Linked DNA regions of Mus musculus: regions 2 and 3 are each linked to region 1. The links are chromatin loops, found by intact Hi-C in ENCODE. Cell type or tissue: gastrocnemius. All regions are shown on one strand.

Region 1 (8,000 bases):
CATCACCACCATCACCATCATCACCATCATCACCAACACATCTATCACCATCATCATGGTTATAATCACTTGCCACCACCTTAATTACTATCACTATCACTGTTATAGATACCACCATCACCGCTGTGACCACGATCCTCTTCTTCACGACATCACTACAGAATCACAAAGAACACTGGGCTGGTGGACTTTCCCTGAAATGGCTGACTGATCCTGGTGCCTGGGGTGCTTTTGCTGTGATTGGCCTCTCCCTTTGTAAACTCTAAGTCATTGTCCTTCACGCATGTGTGTCACCTCCATCTGCGAATGCTCCTTTCCGCACGGCATTTATCGTAGTGCGTGCACGAACTCCAGCGTGGATGGGAAGAGATCATGTTCCAGCCAAGACAGACAGAGTGATCAAATCCACGGGGAGCTAAACCTCACAGTAGAGAAGCCGACTGTAACAGAACCAACACTCAGGGAGCCACAGGCGGCCTCATCACACGGACCTCCTGCTCTCCTCCCTCCACCCAGGAGGCCACCAAGGATCCACACACAGATGTACCTGCGACAAAGGAAAAGGAAATCACAGGATGTGGCAGGCCTCAAAACACAGCGACCTTGGCATCATAAAGTCATTTTGATGGTGGCCGCCTTAGTGCAGGGACAGGGAGTTCCTGTGCAGAGGCCTCTAAAGGCACACACACACACACACACACACACACACACACACACACACACCAACATCCAGGACAAGGACATCACAGGCTGTAATGGCTATTCCTGGTTGTCAACTTGACTATATTTGGAATGAACTACAATCCAGAATTGGAAGGCTCACCAGTGACCCTAATCTGGAGGCTGGGAGAGAGAAGTTTCTGATCTGGATCTTGGTATAGAGATCTTGAGGCATAGTGGCCATGGATTTCAGAAGATTAAGACAGGGAGATCTCCGAGTTCAAGGTCATCTGGGATTAAAGGTATGGTGGAATACACCTTTAATCTGGGCTACACCTTCTGCTGGAGACAATATAAGGACATTGGAAGAAGGGAGTCTCACTCTCACTCCTTCGCCTGCTTGCCGTGTGGGACTGAGTAACTGCTAGATCCTTGGACTTCCATTCACAGCTACTACTGAACCATTGTTGGGAATTGGACTGCAGACTGTAAGTCATCAATAAATTCCTTTACTATATAGAGACTATCCATAAGTTCTGTGACTCTAGAGAACCCTGATTAATACAAAGGCCGAGGAGCCAGGCTGTGCACAGTGACACTGAGGAACAGGAAGTACGAGCGTAGCGGAGCTGAGAGGGTTCCCATCACAAGCTATATAGAATGGTTTGAGAGATGTCGACTTACAACAGCAGCAAAGGAGCCAACTTTAAGAACAAATATCAAGCTGGGCAGTGGTGGCACATGCCTTTAATCCCAGCACTTGGGAGGCAGAGGCATGTGGATTTCTGAGTTTGAGGCCAGCCTGGTCTACAGAGTGAGTTCCAGGACAAACAAATACCATTTTGATACCACTAGATAGAAAAAGAAAACAGAGACACCAATGACAGACAACTATAACACCTGAAGCCACAGGTGCCGTGGCTTCTGTGGGCACACACAGAGCACTGTTCCCCACGCCCACAGCAGTCATGCATACATAGGCCTCAGAAAAACCTCTGTACACTTACACAGAGCCTCGGGGTCTTCACTAGAGACTCCTGTGACCCAGGATGAGAGACTGTGAGCAGAAAGCATGGCAGGGCACACTGCCACCCAGCAGGACGGACAGACTGCCCTTGGGTCTTAGACAACATCCCAGACGCATTATAGAGACGGGAACATGGGGGGTAAAGTCAGTTGCCTCCCTGGTGACGTCATCGATAAAGTGTAAACACAGAGGAAACGTGCTTAGGCTATGAAAGAAAACAGAATGCCTGCGAGCACAGGGTACCGGCGGCCTCAGGGAAAGCAGTGGGCCTCACTGCTGGGTTCTGTCCTTAAGCCTCATGGCCATGCGGGTATCTCTGGCTCCATTTGAACACACTGTATATTCCGTAGTGTGAACGGGTTAAAAAATAAACCACAACAAGAAAACCAAGAGGCACCCTGGAGGGCAACAAAGCCAGCGCCTCCCCTTAATTGCCATGGCTCTTGTCCTTCCCCAGAGCTTCACCTCCAGGAGCCATGGACCCCTGGAAAGCAACGTTGCAGGTGCAGAGACCAAAAGAGGGGTGCCACTCAAAGAACATGAGGCGGGAGCAGGTGGGGCGTGGACAGGAGCCAGGCCCAGGTAGCTTGTGTGTTACTGACCACGTGCAGAGGTGGGAATGCAGGTCAGACCGCAGGGCTCTGGGCCTGGGCAGCACCTGCCATCTGTCCCCACACAGATCTGAGGTCACACAGACACCTCCACTCACATGTTCAGCCACTCACCTGTGCCTCTCTTGAGCCGGCCCGACTGAGTGGCGGCCTCTTGGCACAGACAACCCGATTTGATGGGTCCCTTACTTCCCTTTCATACCTGTCTGACAGAGCCCTGGCACACGCCCAGGCCAGGTGAAGGGCTGGGAGGAGAAGACAGGACATGTCCTCTCTTGATGGCAGACGTCTCAGATCTGGGGCCAGAGGACAGCCCAGCACTGGCTCCCGCACACAGACAGCAGGCTACCCATGTCTAACTCTCCCACAAGAGGGAGGGGGTAGGCAGGAGAGGAACAGGCAGTGAGCACATGGCCGCAGCAGGTGCAGAGAGCCCTGAGGGCACCTGGGTATTGAGGCTCTAACACAGACATCGATCTGCAAGCAGATATCCTTGTGGAACTACGATGAGCAACCCTGCCACTCCATCCTGAGGGCATCAAGCCATAAAGAACTCTGTGGGGCTTTGTAGGCAAGACCCTGGGGGGAACTTGTCAGAACAGGATGGGACGCACTATCTCCAGGGGCCAATGCATGGACCTCCAAGGAGAGATGCCACTGTGTGGGATGGCTGAAGACCAGTTGTGACTTTGTCCAGTGGGATAAGAACACTTCCTACATGACCCTGGGGTCCCTGTGGCTTGTGAAATGGACCCCTTGATGCACGAGAAGGTACACAGCTTTCTGATCACAGGCCACACCACATGTCCCCAGAGCTCGTATATGGATGGTGGTGCCTGCGCCCTCAGGGTGAGGTGGGAGAGAGAAGGGAAAGGGAATCTTGAAGGTATTGTTTGATTTCTCAGCACCTAAGGTCTGTCTGGGTCACTAAGTCAGGTGAGTTGGCAGGCGCTCCTTCACAGCCAGATGCCATTTGGTGGGGCTCATAGCCACCAGAAGGAACCCTATGAGTTTCGAGGCAGAAGTTCTGGGCTCTGGACCAAGTTGTTTGGTTCTGGTAGCATTGCAGCCGGAATCTGGATTGTTCACACCAAGGTAATGACCAGAGATCTCCCCTCCTAACCCTGTGAGTACCTGGTTAACGTGACGGTGTCCTGGCTTCATACAAACATCTATCTGCTCTTTGGATTTGGGGGAAGACAAACCAAAGTAAAGGAGACGGGCAGAAAAGGTAACTAGGTCTGGGGCATGCTGCTCAGAAATGAAGGGTGCCACAGAAGACGTCAGCTGCCTCGAGGCTCCCCCACCCCACCCCAACTCCTGTCCTTCCCTCAATTTTCACACCCGGTTTCAACGTGATCAGAAAAGATGGTCCTCTCTGTCACTACTTCCTTGCAGGTGACTGAGCCCCAGGGGATGTACTTCATCCCAGAAGGACTGGAAGCACACTGCAGCGAAAGCTCCCTGCAACCCCTAGAGGTGTCCAAGGTTGCCAGAGAGACGGTCAACTACCTGGTTCCCAGATACAGGCACTCCCCAGGCCCCGACACTGCCCTCTGGTGGCACAGCCCTGCCTCACAGTCCAGAGGGAGGAGAGCCACAAGGCCTGCTTGCAGTCGGTGGCCTGAGTGGTGAGGCCGGAGGGGACAATGGTTAAACCAAGTGATCTTGGTTAGCATCACTTGGTCAGGCTGAGGAGGGAGGGGTGCTGCTGCTGCCGCTGCCCGCCCCCCTGCAGGGGATGGTTATTGCAAGGCCTACAAAGAACTGCTATACAGCGGGATCCATCCGGAGACTGCACTGCATGGTCGAAGTCCCTGAGATGAAGCATCACATCTGTGTGTCTCTGTGACCTGAGCAGAGAGCCCGACCCCACCCTGTCCCCTGGAAGAGAGAATTCCAGCTGCCCCTGGTCTCCTGGGGGCAGAGCCAGCCCTCAAGAGGGTTCCAGACTCACCCTCCCTGTTGGGTTCAGAGCCTGGCCTGGGAACTCTGAGCAAGCTCAGCAAACCAAGGGGGAACCCCCTTCCCTCCAAGCAGGAGCACATACCATTCACAATCAGCCAAAGACATCTGAGCCATCTCTGGAAGCAAGCCTTCTTCCATAAGAACTCAGAGTCCAGAGTCTCCACTCCTTCTGCACCCCTACCATCAGGCTCTTTCTGCTCCCCCCTCTTACAGACTCAAGTTTCATCTTGGAGTTCTAGGCCCTTAGCCTCATCCACTCCACCATGCCGGAGAGGCCCAGAAAATCACCTGGCAGGTACCACAGGCCACTGAAATTGTTCTCCAGTTATCTGACCAGGAGAACATCCTAACAGAAGATGCAGGCGCATGGTAAACCCCAGGGCCACCCCCACTAGTCTCATGACCACACACAGTAGCTCCGCCCCCTCCTTTGACAGGCAGCTACCTCTCCATCCTGCCATCTCTCCATCATCTTTGACTGTCATCGCCTCAGAGTGAATGGCAGATGTTACTTGTGCCACCTGCAGCCTCTGGCGTGAGTGACATTGATTGAAGCTCAGCCTGTGCTGTCTTCTAGGTCATTTACCGGAGAACTTTGTCAGGGCCCTGAATAGATGAATTCTACAGCAGTAGCCCCAGGTGACTTCGACACTCCCAAGGGAGAAGGTTCTTGGTACCCTTTCCAGAAAACCTCCCCACACTGAGTTGCTCTAATGAATAAAAAACAACAACTAAACCAAATAGTTTGCATAGCAATGCCCTGAGCCTTTGGGGGACATCTAGGCTGACAAATGTCAGGACTCTGTGACAGTTGGTCAGCTGATGGGTCTCCATTGTCCCTATACCGTTAGGTGATCACCAAGGTGTTTGGGACAGAGCATGTCCTCTCAGAGAGTTGGAAGCTGTCAGGACAGCCGTGCTCCCAGGGCAGCCATGCTCCCAGGACAGCCTCCCTTCTTAGGCCTCCCTTAAAAATGTGCCTAGAAGGTTCTTTTGAAAGGGTGTTTTATAGATGTGGCACATGACACACAGCCCACGGAGAAGCTGCAGACGCTACTGAGGCTAGTGACGGGGAAAGCCCAGGATGGCCAGACCCGTTCTCAGGTTCCTGATGCAGCTCTGTCTCATGGCAGCGACTGGATCCTGCAGGCCACAGTCACAGCTCAAAAAGCTGCTTTGAGTCCCACCTGAACTCTTGGTATCACCACCGTGTGGAGGAGTGTGCAGGTACCTTGCCCAATAGCAATGGTCCCCTCCTCTTACAGATGTTTGCCTCTGGGCACATCAGTCCCAGAGGCCCCAGTGACATTTAAAGAGTGACCCCCTTCCATAATAAACTAGGACACACCATGAAAGCTCTTCTCTACAGCCTACTGGGATCAAAACTGGCTTCTGCACAAAACTAACCAGTAGACAGACATCAGTCAGCCTCACACTGACTGCCCAGGCACCGGCTCCAGCATGGAGCGAGCCAAGCACCAGCGAACACTCAGGATGAATTCAGGTACTAATGCCACCCTGGTAGTGACAGAAGCCACTGTGACGGTGTGGCAAAATCCAAGACAGATCATGAGCAAAACGAGCAGGAGCCGAAGTCAAATCAACACCATGGAGAAAAGAAGGCTGCTCTTACCTGTGGATCCTTGGTCCCTTCTGATTCGTTCCCTCCGGCGAAGAGCAGGCCCGCCTGCAGGGCTCGGGTGCACGGCTCTCAGCGAAGACTCTGTCAATCACACACAAACATTAAAGCCATGTGAGTATTGCTTGTCCCCCAAAACACAACTCAGTGTAGACCCCACCCACGGCATGAAGTATGGGGCTTTGGAGGTCTCTCTTTGGAGGGAGGCCGTGCTCTGGGTTACCGGTGTAAAGGACTCTAGCTCCACCCCACTCCTCCAGGAACACCTCCCACAGCACCCCCCACCCCTGTCACATATCGAGTGTGGGTGAGATGCCCCATGTTCTCAGGATCATGTTCATAGCTTGTGCATCTCCCCTGGATACGTTAAGGATACAGACTCCACGGCAGCTGGTGCACTCTCTGTGTGCTAAGCGTTTTGGTTGCTGCACAGAGTCCCAGAGTGGTCGCCCACTGTCTGTTCTGGGCTTCCTGGGGGTGAGGTGCATAGGGAGGGACCAGGATATCGAGGCCCAGGTGGTCTCACTTCTAAGCATTTCCAAGGGAGGCCCCTTGATTTTCGAGAGTCTGTTTTACTTCCTCTGGTCTCCATTTTCTAGGATTCTGGAGGTCACCCTCCAGCCTGAGCCAGCAGGGATGATCTGAGATCCTTGCCCTCCCTGCCTTCTGGTCCTTTGTTTGGGTTCTCTGCCCTTTGCCTGCAACTTCTTCAGCCTTCTCTCCATGCGACCAGATGTAGAAAGAAGCCAGTCCCTGCCAGGACACTTCCCTCCCCACCAGGGTCCTGGGAGTCATTTGGGGAAGTGAAGAAGTAAAGACTCATGACACATGTCTTTATTTGTATATGGCGTAAGGGTGAACTGATTTGGAGACCAGAGTTCCAGGCTCCAGCCCCACCAGCCGACTGGCATGTCTGTCAGTGCCTCTCCACGGCCCTCTAGAAGGGAGGAAAGAGACTGTGCCTTCTTCAGCCTTGTCGAGATATAGGACACAATCCCTGGACCTTAAAGCTTCCAGTGTTGCCTCCTGTCTTAGTCAGGGTTTCTATTCCTGCACAAACATCATGACCAAGAAGCAAGTTGGGGAGGAAAGGGTTTATTTGGCTTACACTTCCATACTGCTGTTCATCACCAAGGAAGTCAGGACTGAAACTCAAGCAGGTCAGAAAGCAGGAGCCGATGCAGAGGCCATGGAGGGATGTTCTTTACTGGCTTGCCTCCCCTGGCTTGCTCAGCCTGCTCTCTTATAGAACCCAAGACTACCAGCCCAGAGATGGTCCCACCCACAAGGGGCCTTTCCCCCTTGATCACTAATTGAGAAAATGCCTTAGAGTTGGATCTCATGGAGGCATTTCCTCAACTGAAGCTCCTTTCTCTGTGATAACCCCAGCTGTGTCAAGTTGACACAAAACTAGCCAGTACAATTGACCCCTTGTCAACTTGACACACAAACACATCACTAGTAAGCCTCAACCCTTACATTCTTATTCATCCCCAAGATCTAAATAACTTTAAAAGTCCCACAGTCTTTACATATTCTTAAAATTTCAATCTCTTTAAAATATTCATCTCTTTTAAAATCCAAAGTCTTTTTACAATTAAAAGTCTCTTAACCGTGGGCTCCACTAAAACAGTTTCTTCCTTCAAGAGGGAAAATATCAGGGCACAGCCACAATCAAAAGCAAAAGTCAATCTCCAACCGTCCAATGTCTGGGATCCAACTTACAATCTTCTGGGCTCCTCCAAGGGCTTGGGTCACTTCTCCAGCCAGGCCCTTTGTAGCACACGCTTCATCCTCTAGGCTCCAGATGCCTGTACTCCACTGCTGCTGCTGCTCTTGGTGGTCATCTCATGGTACTGGCATCTCCAAAACACTGCATGACCCCTTCAGTCCTGGGCCATCAATTGCAACTGAGGCTGCACTTTCACCAATGGCCTTCCATGGCCTCTCACAGTGCCAAGCCTCAGCTGCTCTGCTCAACTCCTTCATGCCTTCAAAACCAGTACCACCTGGGTGACCCTTACACATTACCAAGTCCAGCCACAGCACAAGGTACAACTTTGGCTATATCTGGAACACAGCCACTGTGCTCTCA
Region 2 (8,000 bases), 170 kb before region 1:
TGTTCAGTGGCTGTGGAGGGCCCAGGGTGGTCCCTCTAGCTCTTGTGTTCAGGGGCTGGCTGTAGAGGGCCCAGGGTGGTCCCTCTAGCTCTTGTGTCAGTGGTTATGATTCGCATGGGATTGCAGCTCCAAAGGTTGTCCATCATCCTCTCAGATGGGGTTCAGGGTGCTCTCTCAGGCAGTTTGATTGTTACCCAGATAAGCTGGTGTCCCTTTAAGAGCTGGACCAGTCAGAACCAAGTGACCCTGCCTTCTGAAAGACCTTAGCGGGGAGGGAGGCAGGCATGAGATACAGACCCTTCCTGTAGATCTCTGAGTTGGCGGCTTCTTCAGTTAGGACCTGGGGCAGCATCCTTAGCCAGCAGCTCTCATCCACCATCAGGGTCACAGCTGGGCCCTAGAGAAGAGTGGAGATGGGAAAGGCTCAGTCTATATAGGATGCCGAGTGGGGGGCTTTGCTCTGTTGTGTAGTGGTGGTCAGCAGCCTGGTAGCTCATAGCAGTAGGACTTGTGTAGTTCAAACACTATGATAACTGGAGGCATGGCAGGGAGCTGTGCATTCCCAGGCTATGCATTGGTCTCTGTTGGGAACAAAGGTCTAGAGCTGTCAAGCACTGAATCTATAGAGCCTGCTGATGTGTGTTCTCTTTCTGTGACAGCAGAGCTGCTGGCACCAAGGGTATGGCCCATACCACGCAACTGCTAGATTCCTGCAAGGAACTGAGAAAGGGAGGGAGGGAGGGAGAGAGGGAGAGAGGGAGGGAGAGAGGGAGAGAGGGAGAGAGGGAGAGCACGAGCCCATGTCTCTGTACAGTAGAGCTTTCCTTTCTGGTGCAGGGTGGAACTTTTGGCCCTGTCCGTTCATTGAGAGCACTGTCCTTCTCCTGAGATTGGCTGCCCCAACCCAAGACAGCTGTGTTGCCAGGGAGCGAGGGGTAGTGGGTAGCTGAGGCTCTGTGCCCTCTTCCCCATCATATGGGCCAGGGAACTGAGACAGAATAAAGGGGAGGGGGTTGGGGTTAGAAGTTCCAGCCTAGGGCTGTGCCACACACTTCCTCTGCAGCTCCATCTGAACCTGGAAGGGAAGAGCTCTGGGCTCAGCCCCCCAGGGCCACCAAAGCTGCTTGCTTCCTGCCCCCTGCACCCTGGCTCTCAGCCCAGCAGCAGAGGAAGTAAGTGTACGTGGCCATGTCTCTGTGCAGCCCAGGCTGGAAGGCTGGGCTGGGATTTGGTCTCCGGTGGAGGATGAGACACAGCCAGTGGAAGGCAGGGACAGCAGAGGCCCAGTCCTGTCTATCCTTGGAGGGTGGGGTGGGTGACTGCTGCCACTTGGGCACCTCCCTGTTCGCTGAGCTTACTTAGCCCCTGGACTAAGCCACTCGGGCACTATGTGTAAAGGCAGAGCAGGCCTGTGTATCATCCTGTCGGCCATTCGCTGTTTGATTCAAATAAATGCCTTTCACTCAGAAACCTGCACCCCAGGAACTCTTAACCCAAAGCTTAGAGCCCCTGCTCACTCCCGGCTCCTAAGAACCGCTGCGGTGGTCATGGCAATGAGCTCACTGGGTAAGGAAGATGACCAACAGGCTGGAACAGGAGGAGAAACAGGCTGCTGACTGTAAGGGGAACTGCCAGGACAGTGCTTGGCACTCCTGGGTCCCCTTGTGTGTGATGCCCACATAGGCTCTGGGGCCAAACGTCAGGGTTCAGGTCTGACCTTTCTCCTGTGACCCCTGTGGACCAACTCTTTACAGATCGCATTCACATGGCATATACAGAGCCAACAAGATAAGGCCTACTAGCTGGGAACTCCCAGTGACCCATGAGGTCATGACAGCCCAGCCCGGTGGCTTCCACGTCACCTGCCTGCTGCCACGTGGCTTGCCATGGAGCAGGGAGTGGAGATAAGCTGGTTCTGAAGGGGAGCCCTGGAGTCCTAGCAGGTAACACCTGCACCTCTGGCTTCAGTTTCCTGTATGCCAGCACGGTGAGGCCCACATGACAAAGTTGCTGTCAGGATAGGGGAAGGAATCCCCTTCCTTGTCCTGCCACCATCTCAGGGCGGTGGGAGAGCTGGGGGCTAGGGAGGCTGTGCCCTTCTCTGTGGGCCTTTCTGCCCTGGGCACAGATGAATGTGAGGATACAGGAAGCCCTAGAGCTGTGTATACTGGCCACGGCTGCTTACTTATGCTCTGCTTGAAGGATAACATGAACAGTAAGGCATCTCTGGACCTAGGTATTGCCTTGCACCCTGGACCTTGCTGGCAGTTGCCACACGTCCACTGAGGGAGTGCATTCTACCCAAGAGCCTGCTTCAGATCGGCTGGCTTCCGTCAGGAGGTGGCTCCCAGGGATGCAGGGGGTAGGTGAGCTTTCAAGGTCACAGTTGGATAGCACAGAGTAAGCAGCAGACGGGTGTGGGCAGCCACACAGGGGGCCTCTGACTCTCACAGGCTAGCTGTTCCTGGCCCCAGCAGATGGCTGTCAGTGAGGTGGCTGGGTCTGGCCCTCCCTGCCTCAGCCTTCCACTACTCTAATGAATATTAATGAGCGGAGGAGGGTGAGAAAATTAATCTGCCTGATCCTCTGATGGGTGCTGTGGTAACGATATGAAATCTAATTATTCGTCCCAATATTTCTAAACCCTCAAACTGAGACTGACAGCCTCGCGGTCGGTTTAACGCTTATCGCTCTCCGGAGCAGCGTGTTCACCGCATGATAAAAACACGAGCGCGCACACGCACGCCACTTTGCTGACGCTGCACAAGCTGCTCTTTCTGTGGCAGTCCCAGTGCATGGAACACCATACCGCACCCCCTTGCAGCACTGTGGCATGGGGTGCATGCAACCTTGGGGAGCAGTGCTAGGAGGGAGCAGTGGTTGCTGTCCAGCACATCAAGTCCCCAGGGAAATGGGCCATGAGTTCCTGGCTGCCCCAAAACAGAGGTCCTGCGCCTCCATGCAGGTCCCTTCTCTGTTTCCGTGTGTGTGTGTGTGTGTGTGTGTGTGTGTGTGTGTGTGTGTGTGTGTGTGTGTGAATGTCATTGCCCTGCATCAGGATAGGTTGGGGCTTGGGACAGGGCTTTGTGGTCACTCTTCTCCCTGTCTGGGTCTCTCAGGTAGGCCTCGGAGGAGGAGTTCAGCTCCCGGCCCCCGGCTCCTCTGTTCAGGTGTGTCTAGGTCAGAGAAGAGCCCTGGCATCTGTCCCACTCGCTGCCCCTCCAGCCATCATTTGTCTCTCCCTCCTGGCTCCAACTCTCCCTCCCCCCAGCCCTGGATGACATCAGCCACTTTAAATTCTCCTGTGGATCTGAGCCTGCTCCTGTTCCCCCAACAAAGAGGTCAGTGTCCGACTCTGCGGGCTGATAACCATCAGAAACCATCAGAAACCATCTCTGAGACGACTTTATCTGCGGCTGTTCCCAAATCTTGCTGCTCATAAAGCCGTTTTCAGGGAAGGTGAGCCCTCTCAGGTGGGCAGCTTGCTCCAAAAATGGTATCCCACACTGCTGCCTGGGCTTCAGGTCCCCATATGCTGGGGACTAGTGCTGGGGCCTGTGGTCACAGGGTGACTCTAATTAGGCCCTCTCTCCTGCTGATCCACCCTCCTTCCACAGTGATAACAGCCTATGGCTCCTCTCTTTTCCCCAGATGCCCATCGCCCACTTCATAGGTGTAGGGTTGAGGCTCACCGAGAATACACGCTGTGTACACAGGATTAGAACCAAAGTCTAAGAAGCTCTGCCCACCCCACTGTCACTGCTCATCCATGTACTCGCCCCTCAGTCCCTGAAGGCCAGCTCTGTGCCAAGGGCTAGAGACACAGTACATAGTAAAGGGGAAGGAGCAGGGCCTTTGAAGGGCCAGGGACAACAGGGGACAAGGGACCAGCAAGAGTGAGCTTGGGTTCATGTTAACTGCATTTCGTGTTGGGAGGAGAGCAAGGACGATGCTGGCCATCTCAGGCAGAGAAATGAGGGCAGAGATCACCTGCGGGGAGAGTCACAGGCGCATGGCTCATGCCATCCCTGCCAGCCATCCCTCTGTGTAGGGTGGGCCCTGCTGCTCACCTCCTGGCCCCAGCCTTTTACCTCAGGGTGGCTTTGGGGCCCAAAGATGGAGCTAGCTGCAGGCAGGTCTGAGGCCATAGCTGCTGCAGCTCAGGAGCAGATGGAGGAGCCTGAGGAGGGGTGGGAGCCTAGGATATTTTTTAAGCTTCTCCCTTAGCTGACGGGGAAACCAAAGATGGAGAAGAAGGGGGCTCAGGCCCCCACAAAGCCAAGAGCAAACCTAGACTGGGCCTGGTGACTGAGCCAAATGACACTCCTGACTGTCCCAGTCTCTATGGACTGGGCAGAATGGTGGCTTCACAGATGTCACCAGAATTGTGAGAGTGATCTTATTTAGAGAAAGGGTCTTTGCATATTTCATATGAAAATATGAAATCACCTGGAACAGGGTAGCCCAAATAACAAATGACATAAAAAAGAGAAGGTACAAGGGGAGATGGAGCCACATGAAGACCAAGAGTCCTGGGGCCACCAGACGCCTCAGGCAGCTCTGCCTCAAAGAGCACAGGACCTACTCTGCCCCTTAGGATAGTGGCCTCTGTCTTCAGCTATGACAGAGTGTACAGGGTGTGGCACTCGGGGTACATCTATGCCTGCTGTCAGGTTACAGCAGACAGCCACTTTCCAGCTGAGGTTTCTCAGGCTGGGCTGCTGTCTCTTTAAGGCGGGGCTTGGAATGCTTCCCCAGGCCAGTGAAGCAGGGCTCAAACTATATTTCACATCTGGGTAGAACAGCAGTGGGCACAGCTGGGCTGCATGCCCTGGAGAGGAGATGCCTTTCCTGGGTACCCTCCCTCCCTTGTTACACAAAGATGGGGATGGAAACCAAACTTCCCCAGCACTCCCTCAAGTCCCAGTAAGGTGAGTTTGGGCTAGCCTAGGCTCCCTCACTCCATCCCCAGATGAGAGGACCTCAGGCCATTAGGGACTGACCTAAAGGCTGGTCCACATGAAGTCACGCAGTCTGGGCCCACTTCAGCCTTTCTAGCATCTTTTCTTTTTCTTTTTTCTTTTCTTTTCTTTTCTTTTTTTTTTTTTTCTTTTGGTTTTTCGAGCCAGGGTTTCTTTGTGTAGCCCTGGCTGTCCTGGAACTCACGCTGTAGACCAGGCTGGCCTTGAACTCAGAAATTTGCCTGCCTCTGCCTCCCAAGTGCCGGGATTAAAGGTGTGCACCACCACGCCCGGTTCCTAGCATCTTTTCTTAATGCATCTGCCACCCCGCTCAGCAGTCACGGACCCTCCCCTGGCCTCACTGATGCTATGGTGGCCCCTGGCCAAAGTAAGCAAGCTGAGCAGGCAGACCAACATAGGCAGGCTGGGGTGAAGGGCTGTGCACTCACATCCACCTATGCATCCCTCCACGACCACACTTCTGTATCTGCTCATCGACTCTTCCACCCATCCATTCATCCACTCACCCCCCCACCCTCTATCTGATCACCTGTCCATCCACACATGTGCCCATTTATGAATACACATGTACACATTCACTTATCTACCAACCCACCCGCTATTCATTTATCCACCTACCTAAAATCTACTCATCTTTCTATCCATCTGTATACCATGTATACATCCCATACCTACTCACCCACCCACCCACTCACCCACTTTAACATCCTTGACTCCCTCTCATCATTATCCACTGTGAGCTGTGACCCTAAGGAGGCTTTTCAACTGCCCTCTTACAGGCATGCAAACCATAGCGAGCGATAAAGACAGGACTACCAAATCCACTCAGGGCTGTGTGACTCAGTTTCCTTCCTGGATACTAACCCTGGACATCTGGTGTGGGTGGGAGTGTTAGGGGGCATTTCCCTTCCAATTTGTCCCCATGGTGAGCAGCCCCCAGCCTAAGAGAAGCCCGGGAAACAGGCCCCATATCTACATGCGCCCCCTCCTTCTTCTCTAAGGGGAGAGGAGGAACTGCCTGGTGGCTGATAGGGCCATGGGGCAGGAGGCGACTTCTTCCTTAGGCTGCAGGGAGAACTGGGACCCATCAGCCGAACTTGATAAGAGCCCGCTGAATGTTAGCAAAAATATTTAGACAATAAACGAAGTATCGCAAAGGCGCCCATATCTTTCAGAAATCAATCATCTGTAGCGTGTGTCTGGACGCTTGGCGCCAAAGCGGAGATAGTGCCTTGCTGGGGAGATAAGGGTTAATCAAGGATTTAATTCTGTGAGATAGAGGGGAGAGGGGAGAGAGGGAGGAGCTTCCTCCCCGTCTGAGAGCCTCAGAGGCAGGGGCTGCACTGCTTTGGCGGCGTCTTACACCTTAGTGAGGATTCTCCTTCCTGCCTTCCCAGGCTGAGCCGCCTGGGACAAAATCCAGGAGCTGAGGTAGCAAGGCCTGGGGCTCCTGTGGACAGGGGGGGGGCTTGCAGATGGCGGGAGAAGTGTTTGAGCGGAGCTGGGGCTGCATCTTCCTTAGGTCTCTGGAGCCCAGTGACTTGGGCCAGAGCCTCAGAGTCCTAGCTTTGTCATCTATAAAATGGGGACTTTGCAGGCTAGCGAGATGGTTCAGTGGGTAAAGAGGTTGTGGTGCTAAGCCTGGCAATATGAGTTCAATCCCTAGGATTCATAAGGTAGAAAGAGCAAAGCAACTCCTCTGAGCTGTCCTCTGAGATCTACATGTGTGTGTGGGCATGTGTGGATGGACAGACAGATGGAGAGGGAGGGAAGGAGGGAGGGAGGAGGAGAGAGAGAGAGAGAGAGAGAGAGGGAGGGAGGGAGAGAGAATATGAATGAGAATGAATTTAAAAACTTAGAGACAGCAGCCTGCCTCCTAGGACTGGAAGAGACAGACACAGGGCATACCAGGACCTGGTTCCCAGGCCTGGGCAGACCTGCCTTTGCTCCTTTTGCCACATGTGGGTTTTCCTGACTGAAGTCTGGAGACAGGGGCTCCAGGTTCATGCTTGCATACTGACTGACCAGTGGCAACGGTCTCCAAGTCTCTTGCTGTCCACAGCCCACATGACACACCCACCCGGCACAGCCACTTTGAAAGCCCTGGCTTCCTTCCTACAGGACCTTAACTAGCTGTTCTATGACATTCCTCCCTGGACCTTGGGCCCCTCTCCATTCTCAGGCTCTACCAAGTATGTACAGGGTCAAGCACCACTCCAGATCTCTCCCTCTTAATTCATGATGCTGCCAGCAGGCAAGGGGATCAACTCCCACCTCACAGTACAGCCTGGCTCTACATTCTCTTTATAGGCCTAGGCCTAAAGCAAGCCTCTGTGTTCCATGTGACCTGCCTGGGACCCCAAGGACTGAGGAAAGAGTGGCCCTGAGCAGGAAGGATCTGCCTGGGATATAGCAAGCAGAAACCCCAAGGTGGACATGTTTGGTCTGAGCTAGCTCCTGCTCTTACTGGACAGTCTGGGACAAGTTACCTCTCCTGGTGGCTGGAAGACTGTATGGCCAGGCCACAGGCCTCAGTCGGTGGTGTGTTTGGACCCAGTGAGCACAGATTCTGACTCACCACAAAGGGTTTTGAGTGGTGGTGGTCTACTGCTCCCTACCTGCCTGTCTGTGGACTGCATCAGTCTGTGCTTCTGAGATATTTCTGAAGGTGAGTCTGCGAGTGTGAATGTGTGTGCAGCATCCTGGCCTCTGGGTGCTAGGGAAGTCTCAGCCTTCCCAACAAGGGCCCTCAGAAGGCAGCCATGTGCCCTCAGACCAAGGAGCCCAGAAGCATGTGACACTGGCCAGCCAGTGAATATCTGTGATCAGTCCACACTCTAAATCAGGAAACAGGGCCTACCCGACAGTATCTGGCAGGGAGACATTTCATCCTAGGATTGACAGGACTAGCCAGGAAGCCTAGGGCTGGCCCTGGCCTTTGCCATCATAGGCTGTGGACATTGTACAAACCTCTCCAATCCCTGCTCATTTGCTGCCTACATGGCTGCCCTATGTTTG
Region 3 (8,000 bases), 68 kb before region 1:
CCAGTGTGAGGTAAGAACGTACGTGGAGACGCTAGCATCTCAGGAGGGATAGGATGGAGTATCTTGCAGGACAGAATCGTCCCCTAGACATGGCTCAGGGTCCTAACCACAACTCTCTTTGCCTTGATGATTCTGTCTGCGGCTGAGCGGGAATCTGGCCCCTGAACGATGCATTACCCACTAGAGTCCATGGCTCTCAACCTCAGAAAGGGATACACGGCTCCTACGGCTCACTGACCTGTGGAGATGTGACATGGCCCAAGGCATGGTGGCAAACAAGATCGGGTGGCTCTTCGGGCTCAGCACCTCTGCTGGGAATTACCAGAGAGAAATGAAGACATATGCCCACAGAAACACCTGGACATATATGTCTATAGTAGCAGGATGCATAACGACCACATATCACTGCAGTGACAGGCATACAGAGCCCTTGGGGGGGGGGTTGGGGAGGACACTGTCCAGCCAGCCAGAGGCGAAAGCTCTGACCAAGGCAGCTGCTCAAGCCCTGAATGCATGACATCCAGTGAGAGAAGCCAGACACAGAAAGCCACAGAGCATGAGCATATGCACATGAAATGTCCAGAATAAGCAAATCCATAGAGGTAGAGATAGAGGAGATTAGAGGATGCTGGGAAGAGGTGGGGGAGGTGGTGGAATGTTCTAGAATGAGATTGTGAGTGCACAGCTCTGTGAGCGTACTAAACCCCATAGGACTTTTACACTTTGAAAGGGTGCTGTGTGGTGGGTGCTGTGTGGTGGGTGCTGTGTGGTAAGTGGTAGGTGGGGGAGGCGAGGCCTTTGCCTTGTAGGCTGCACTGGATGGTGATGGTGCCCACCGCAGCTAGCACCCAGCCTCAGCCAAAAGACTTGTTTCTTCAAGGACCAGACCAGCAGCCTGGCTCCTGGACTGGCCAGCCATGGAGTCAGCATTCCATGCTCCCGCTCCTGTGGTGCCCAGTGGCCACATCCAGGTCCTGCAGAGCCTTGGCCTGTTTACACACGGCCAAGGCCGCATTGGCCCGGTGAACCCCAAGGAATGTGGAAAATGCCGCTCAGGGGCGCTCCTAACGGTCACATTCTGCAGTGCCCCAGCCGGCTGGGGCCCCTGACTGCTGCTCATGAATGTTGACTCTGTTAGGTGGCTGGCTGAGATGCCAGCCCCGGAGCAGCCAAACACAGGACAGACGCTGTGAGAGACAGCCAGGGGACGGAATGTCCCCCATTCTGCCACTGGCACCAGCACCAGCAGGAGGAGCCAGGATGGGAGGGGAAGCTTCCTCAGCCTGTCTCCTGGGCATAGTCTCCAGCGACTCACATGTGTGGCCATTCACAGTGGCACTCACCTGTCTTTGCTCTCTAAGCCTGTTCAGTAACACTACACCCTAGGTCGGGGACAGGGTAGGCAGAGAGGCCTCCCATTCTTGGCCACTTTTATACAGACTGTGGCTCCATGTCTGTCCTGGTCTTACACACTGCAAAGGCCAGGACAGAATGAAGTTAGGCCTGAGGCTAATAAATAGGTCCCAAGCTAATAAATATTCTTTTTATCCACGGGGCTCACCCCTCTCATCTGGAAGGAGCAGAACTGAGTGGAGATGGGGTGTGCAGGTCAGAATCACTTAGAGAAAAAGAGAAGTTGGATCCCAGCTCCCAGAAGGCAGTGGGCCCTTTACATGCTGAGTGATGGAAGAGACTGTGTGTGTGTGTGTGTGTGTGTGTGTGTTGGGGGAAGGGTAGGATAGCAGAGTGTTGGGTGCATGGCAGTGTCCTCAGACAAGCCTCTCTGTAGCCTCTCCATGCTCATAAGCAGAACTTAGCTTGGGCGTTGCCTCTCTAGAGTAGGCTCCACTTAGCCAACAGTGTAATTCCCAGAGACCACTTCAATCCTGCCAGGCTGGACACGGAAATATATGGTTTAAAGACATGTCACAGTCCCTGCTCCACTCTGCCAGGCACACTTGCTCCAGTCTGAACTCAATACACGCTTCTGCAGCAACAGCAGCAGCAGCATGCATGCGTGCATGCGTGCACATGTGTTCGAGGAGCAGCGATCAGTGCTGAGGAACAACTGGTGGCAGGAACCTCACTGCTGAGCTCAGCCAGGCCAGGCACCTCTGCGTGGGTCCCTGCAGCCTTAGGACCTGTTTTGCACCATGTCCCATACCATGGATGAGCACTAAACACCTGAGAAGGGATCCCAAGCCAGACATGACAGACTTGCCGGACATGACAGATGCCTTGGCTCTTTGTGTCTCTGGGGAGGGAGGTCATTCCCTAGTGTGCACAGTGGGTTAGGCTGAGTGCAGTCCTTGGGAACAGAAATAGCAGCTCGCATACGGCATAGACATCATGGCGCTAAAGCGGAGGCTCTGATACAGATGATGAGATGCCCTGGGGTTTGTGGCTTCTTGGTGAGCAAAGTACGCTAGCGCAGCAAAGAACCACTACTCACCCGTACTGACCGGATTTCTACCACTGGAAATGGTGGGATGCTGGCAGACTTCATGACAGGTCTGCAGGATAACACTGACAGCTTCTACTGCCCTGGCCCCAGCCTCAGCCCCAGCCTCAGCCCCAGGGTGAATGGCAAGCACAAACAAAAAGAGAGAGGCCAAAGAAACCTTTCCAGGTCGTGAGGGAGCCATGTCACCTCAATACAAAGCCCAGAGCCCACTTGGAGCCTTCCTCCCGCCATGCTTGGGTCAGAGCACTATGGGTCAGCTCCACAGAGAACGGGGCTGAGGGTGTCAGTCAGAGGTGCTGGGTGCAGAATGTTATTTGGAGATGGGCTGGGCCATATTGTAGCTGCTGTTCCTTTTAGAGAGGGGACACGGCTTCACCTGCTCTGGTGATGGCCATCGAGGACAGGGACAGAATGGGAGGTGTCCCAAGAGGGAAGGGAACTGAGTGTCCCAGGTAGGTGTGGGAGGAAGGGGCTGTGTTAAAGGCCCTCTCACCCTTCATTGTTCACGCACGAGTTCCAGGAGGAAATGGGGTGAGGCCAATGGAGGGCTGATGAGGAAAACAAGAAGCAGATGCAGTCCAGTACCTGGCCACCTGCTTCCATCGGCTGGAGCCCAGGACCAGCCAGGTTTAGTGACTTGCCCAAGGCCATGCTACCTGCCACACTTGCCCCTGGCCTGGGTATACCTGTGCAAGTATGCCCCTCCTCCACACCGTTGCAGCTCTAGAGGAGAAAGCAGACCCAGAAATGGAATTCTTCCCAAGATGGATTGGGGGTTGGCCCAGAAGCCCAGGCTGCACATAAGTTTCAGTGTGTGGCCTGGCCTCTGCTTCCAGGCCATGTCAGTACTTAGCAAGGGCACGCAGAGAAAGACCCAGGGCTTGCTTCCCAAAGCAGGTGGCAGGACACTTCCTGGCTTGCAATGCCAAGTTGTAAAAGGTACATGCTCCAAAGACTTGGTGGGGAGTGACATACCACTAACTTCTCCAAGGCAACTGTGGCAACTCCAGGCTTACTGTGTCGCCTGTCACTCCAGGTGATTGACAGCTAGGGGCTTGGGCTGAAACGGATCCTCCAGTAGCGGCAGGACAGAAGGCTCAGGCTGCTGTGAAGGAGTGAGAGGCCATCGCTGGGGGCATACAAGCAGCCACTGACCTGGGTCGGTGGAGGGTGGGGTCTTGTGGAGACTAAATCACTGACACTGTAAGCTCATGACTTCAGAGCTCTCTTTGGCTCTCCCACGGCCTCTACAATGCCCTGGGATACTGACAGCCTGGAGTCCACTTGCTTTGTCTCACCTTATCTCCCAGACTGAAGAAACCCTGTGCCGTCCTCTGCTGCCTTCTCCCATTCACAATAAGGAAGACACACTCTGTTGGCTCTGCCCAGTTGTTTGGGACCTGCCAGGCCAAGCTTATGGCAAAAGGGACCTGCCAGGCAAGCTTATGCCATCCTGAAGGGACTGCTGGCCAGCTGCTGCTCTCCCCGACTGGCCCCGTCAATATGCCCAAGCATTTTGCCCGCTTGTCTGTTATTTTCCGGACTTGGGTGTTGGCTGAGTAAAGACGGTTGGGACAGTGCAGGACACAGAGGCCTCGACACACCTTTGTCCCTCTAACAGGGGGAACTGGACCAGAGTCAACTGGCAGTGTGGCTCTGGACTGTCAGCACCTCTGCTGCTTTCCAGCTGTGCAACACAGGCCACTCTGACCCTCTTCATCTAGAGCACGGGGTTCCACCCATTTCACTAGGAAGATTAAATGCAGTAGTAACACGTGGCACAGTCCCCACACAGCCGGCTCAGAGGAGCCCGAAGAAAAGCCATCAACTGTCTCAGCTGGAGCCCGAGCCCCACTCAGCAGCCCGGCTGTTCCGCTTTCCTGTCTGCTATGCACATCCCTGCTTCTACCCTGGGGTCTCGGGTGCAGGACAGGGTCCAGGCCGCCACTGGAAGTCCGATTGAATCCCGCTACGATACCCTCCCCTTCCCACCATCGCCACGAGGGGCGCAGTGTCTCCGCGGTCGGCTTAGCTTAACTCCGTGGACTCCTCCAGCGGAGCTGCCCCAAAGCACAGGGTGGGTGGGGGCGCGATGGGCCTCCTGGCGGAAGCAAGAGCGTGGTGACCCTCAAGTCCGCTAGCCGGACCCCATCCCGCCCGCGGAATCAGACCTTAGGGGGTCCCGAGCGGGCGGCGGTGGAGTAGCATACGAACGGTTCCAAGTCGCAATGAATGAGTTACCGCTTCACCTCCCGCAGCCCCGTGGCTCCGACTCCCCTGGGCTCTGGTGATGCTTGCTCTGTGCTTCGCAACTCGCGGGCGACATCCCCAACAGCTCTCTCAGGGGCTGGGCCAGGCAGCCCCGAGTTCGGTACTCGGCGCCTGCAGCTCGTCTCACCGTGTGTCGGAACCCGAGGCCAGCCGTGCGCCTGGAGGGCAGCGCGGTGACCGCACCCGTCCCTGATCACCCCAGCGACGCGCACTCACCTCCGCCCCGGCCGCGCGTAGCTCCAGTTCCCGGGACGCGCGGGGCGCCCGCGCCCGGACCGCGTAGCCCCAGCGCTCATCCCCGCCCGCAGCGCCCCGGCCGCCCGCCCGCCCGTCCGCCGGGCACCGAGCCGCCGCGCTGCGCCTGGGGCGGGGTGCGAGCAGAGGGCCGCCTCCCGGGCCGGTCCGCGGGCAGCGCTCGCGCGGAGGCCGGACGCACAGCAGCGCCCCGGCTTGGGTTACACGCTTGCGCCCCCCCCCCCCCCCGCCCCGCCCCGGCTATTTTTAGCACGGCTTTTCCTAGGTGTTGGTTTCATGTGATCCACCTAGCCACGCCGGCCTGGTGGGAAACTCTCTCCCCGGTCACCAACCCTCTCCCCCCACAACACGCTCCTTGGCCAGTTCTACAGCTGGCACGCCGCTGGGCGGAAAGCCTGGCTTCAGCGCAACTTCGGAAACGGCTGCCACCATTCCACCGTGTGGCTTCCAGTCGCAGCTCTATCCATCCTTCGCTCCTCCCAGTCCCTGGGCCACCAAAAGCAACTAAACCTCTTCCTCTGGCTTCTGTCCCGGAAGGTTAGGGCCCGGGCCATAGCTGACACCTGTTTAGGGGAAAATTCAGGTTAAGCCTCCCCCTACCCCCCAGTACATAAGTCTGACACTCTAAGGTGCTGCGGCCTGGAGTAGATGTCCAGCGGGCTTCTGTCATAACACAGAGCTCGAAGTCATCAACCTTGGTGGCTTCCTACTGGGCCATCATCCAGCCTGGGGATGAGCACACTGGAACGTAGTGGGGACCGAAGGAGCTATTTAGGTCTCTAGAGACGGAGGGGCACCTTTAAGATCATCTGACAAAATGCCACATCTAACATGAACCCAAGCTTCACAGATCAGGAATCTGCCAGAGGCCACACAGCTGGAAGAGCTTATGTTAAGATGTTCAGCTCAGCATGAGGGTTCAATGCCCCAGCATTGAGTAAAAAGGCAAGGTGTGGCGTGTATTTGAACCCAGTGCTGGGGAAGCAAGAGCCAGGCAGATCCCTGGGGCTAGCTGGCCAGGCAGCTTAATTTACTCGGTGAGCTCCAGGGTAACCTGTCTCCATAACAAAGCGGACAGCACCTGAAGCCGACCTCTGGTCTCCACGCACACACGTACACGATGTGAGCTCACAGCCCCAGGTCCTGAGAGAGAGAAGATCACTGACTCCACTTTAGATGAACTGGATCACTGACCATTGATCTGTGGGCTTCTCAACAGGCGGGGGTACTTCACGGAAAGAGACCCTGTCAGAAAGAGCCCTTCCACAGCTCCCACCCCCAGTAGGTCTAGCTGCCACTCAGAAGTTCCAGTTTCACTCCTGGGAACACCTTTATCATGCAAAGCAAGGCTGGGCGCAGGCTTCCAGGATGCTTCCTGGGAAACTCCTGGCCTTGGGCAGGTCCCAAGGCCTATGCTGAACCACTCACTTGTGAATGGCCCTGAGCTGCAGTGTGCTGCAGGGCAAAGCTGATCTTCCTGGGACTGTGCAGTGTGGCATGTGACAGTGAGTGAGCCCGAAGGGGATGCAAATGTGAATAGAATCTGGGTTGAGAGGCCCCCACCCTGCCCTGCACCCCAGCTCTGGAATTCTGATCACATTTCCGCAGTATCATTCTGGGCCTGTGGACCCAGGATCTCTTGCTCCTCAGAAAACATCCAGGAAGGGTCTGAGAAACTAACTGTGAGTGGAGGAATACCCCAGCTACCAGGCTTCCCAGTCCCTACTGCTGGGGTCCCACCCACCCGGGAGACCTTGGAAGACATATCTGTTTTAACTTTAAGGAAGGCCAAGATTTCAAAATATACCAGTGTGTTTATGTATGTATGTATGTATGTATGTATATATGTATGTGCTTGGGGCATGTGCATCTGCGAACACATATACATGCATATGTGTGCACATAAACATATATGTGTGCATGCATGTAGTATTTGGACACATGTTTCTCTAGCTGTGTGCCTCTGGACACTGCCCAGGCTACAGACACAATAACCGAGGTCACTGGTGCCCCCACCTGCTGCTACAGCCTTAACAGTGGACAGGCCCTGTAATTCTCGAGTCAGGTGGGTGTGAGGCCTACAGCCCTGTCCTACTGCTCAGGAGGCCATAGCAAGGCAGGTCTCCTCTGCTTGGCAAGCTGCTGCCCCTTTTCCAGGCTCTGGTGCTGTCTTCAGTCCTCTGACTGGAAAGCCTGCATCCTCTCCCATGGCTACCCGTGACTGATCAGTGATGTTGAGGCACAGGTGGGGCCGTAGTAACACTGTGAAGCCTCGGTGTGCACAGGATGGCAGGGTCAAGGTCTCCTCTCACTCTAGACATCAGTCACATGAGCATGAGAATGCTGTTATGAGACTTTTCTGAGTGACAGGGTCCTTCCTCAAGGATGCCTTGGACTTATGTCCGGCAGCCTCATCTTCTCCTCTCGGTCCTGAACAAGAGCCAGAGCTCCTGACAGAATGACCTCTTTGTCCTGGGAGGAGCTGCTAACACACACACACACACACACACACACACACACACCTGGGGCCAGAGAAGAGGCTCCTGAGGGAACCTCTCTGCTCCTGCCTTTCACCCCCCCCCCCCCCGCATGAACTTTTGGGGAAGGGATGGGAGTTCTGAGCCCTCATTCTCTAGGGAAATCGTGGCCCAGCCAGAGATGCTAACTTGATTTATCCAGCCACAAGGAGAGAGTCCAGGTCTCTGGCCCTGACCAAGCCCCTAGTCAACCCAGCACACAAGGCCAGCGCTGGCTACCTCTGGCAGAGGCTTCTTGGCTCTGGGGTGGCCAGGGAGCCAGCAGTGCTCCTGAGTCATCGCTCTAACTTCTGCCCGATGCAGAAACAAACCACACCACCAGCACAGAGCAGGGTGGGAGGAGCAGAAGTCTCTGGTGGATTGCAGGACCACACTGTCACACTCCAGCAAGTTTGACCCTGGCTACCTCAGCCGGTGGCCACAAGCCATCCATCCATCCATATACATGCATGTGCGTGCACACACACACACTT

The links. Peaks named below come from ENCODE experiments on the same cell type or tissue, not always from the same donor. Only the 100,000 strongest peaks of a DNase experiment are listed, where the experiment ranks them.
Region 2: a loop joins it to region 1, with 2.0 times the contacts of the local background. A loop is called at or near these places in 5 of 42 quality-filtered maps.
Region 3: a loop joins it to region 1, with 7 times the contacts of the local background. A loop is called at or near these places in 13 of 42 quality-filtered maps.

The regions. Positions count from the first base shown.
Region 1 is chr8:122,159,073-122,167,072 of GRCm38, reverse strand. It overlaps a transcript of Zfp469 not described here. Among named protein-coding and RNA genes, the nearest start is that of Gm39268, 13 kb to the right of the region's middle. In gastrocnemius, a CTCF peak has its summit at 3,851 (motif pointing left); DNase peaks (open chromatin) are centred at 2,599 and 3,858.
Region 2 is chr8:122,324,487-122,332,486 of GRCm38, reverse strand. Zfpm1 (zinc finger protein, multitype 1) reads right to left here. Exons shown (of 10, transcript NM_009569.4): 5 at 298-397. Among named protein-coding and RNA genes, the nearest start is that of Gm46056, 16 kb to the left of the region's middle. RefSeq lists an enhancer at 2,526-2,816. In gastrocnemius, no CTCF peak of the experiment used is centred here; DNase peaks (open chromatin) are centred at 1,160 and 3,233; H3K27ac peaks cover 1,105 bases.
Region 3 is chr8:122,227,363-122,235,362 of GRCm38, reverse strand. Zfp469 (zinc finger protein 469) reads right to left here and starts at 5,089. Exons shown (of 3, transcript NM_001362883.1): 1 at 4,952-5,089. In gastrocnemius, CTCF peaks have their summits at 1,057 and 4,461; DNase peaks (open chromatin) are centred at 3,990, 4,500, 5,036, 5,351 and 1 more place; H3K4me3 peaks cover 1,986 bases; H3K27ac peaks cover 5,609 bases.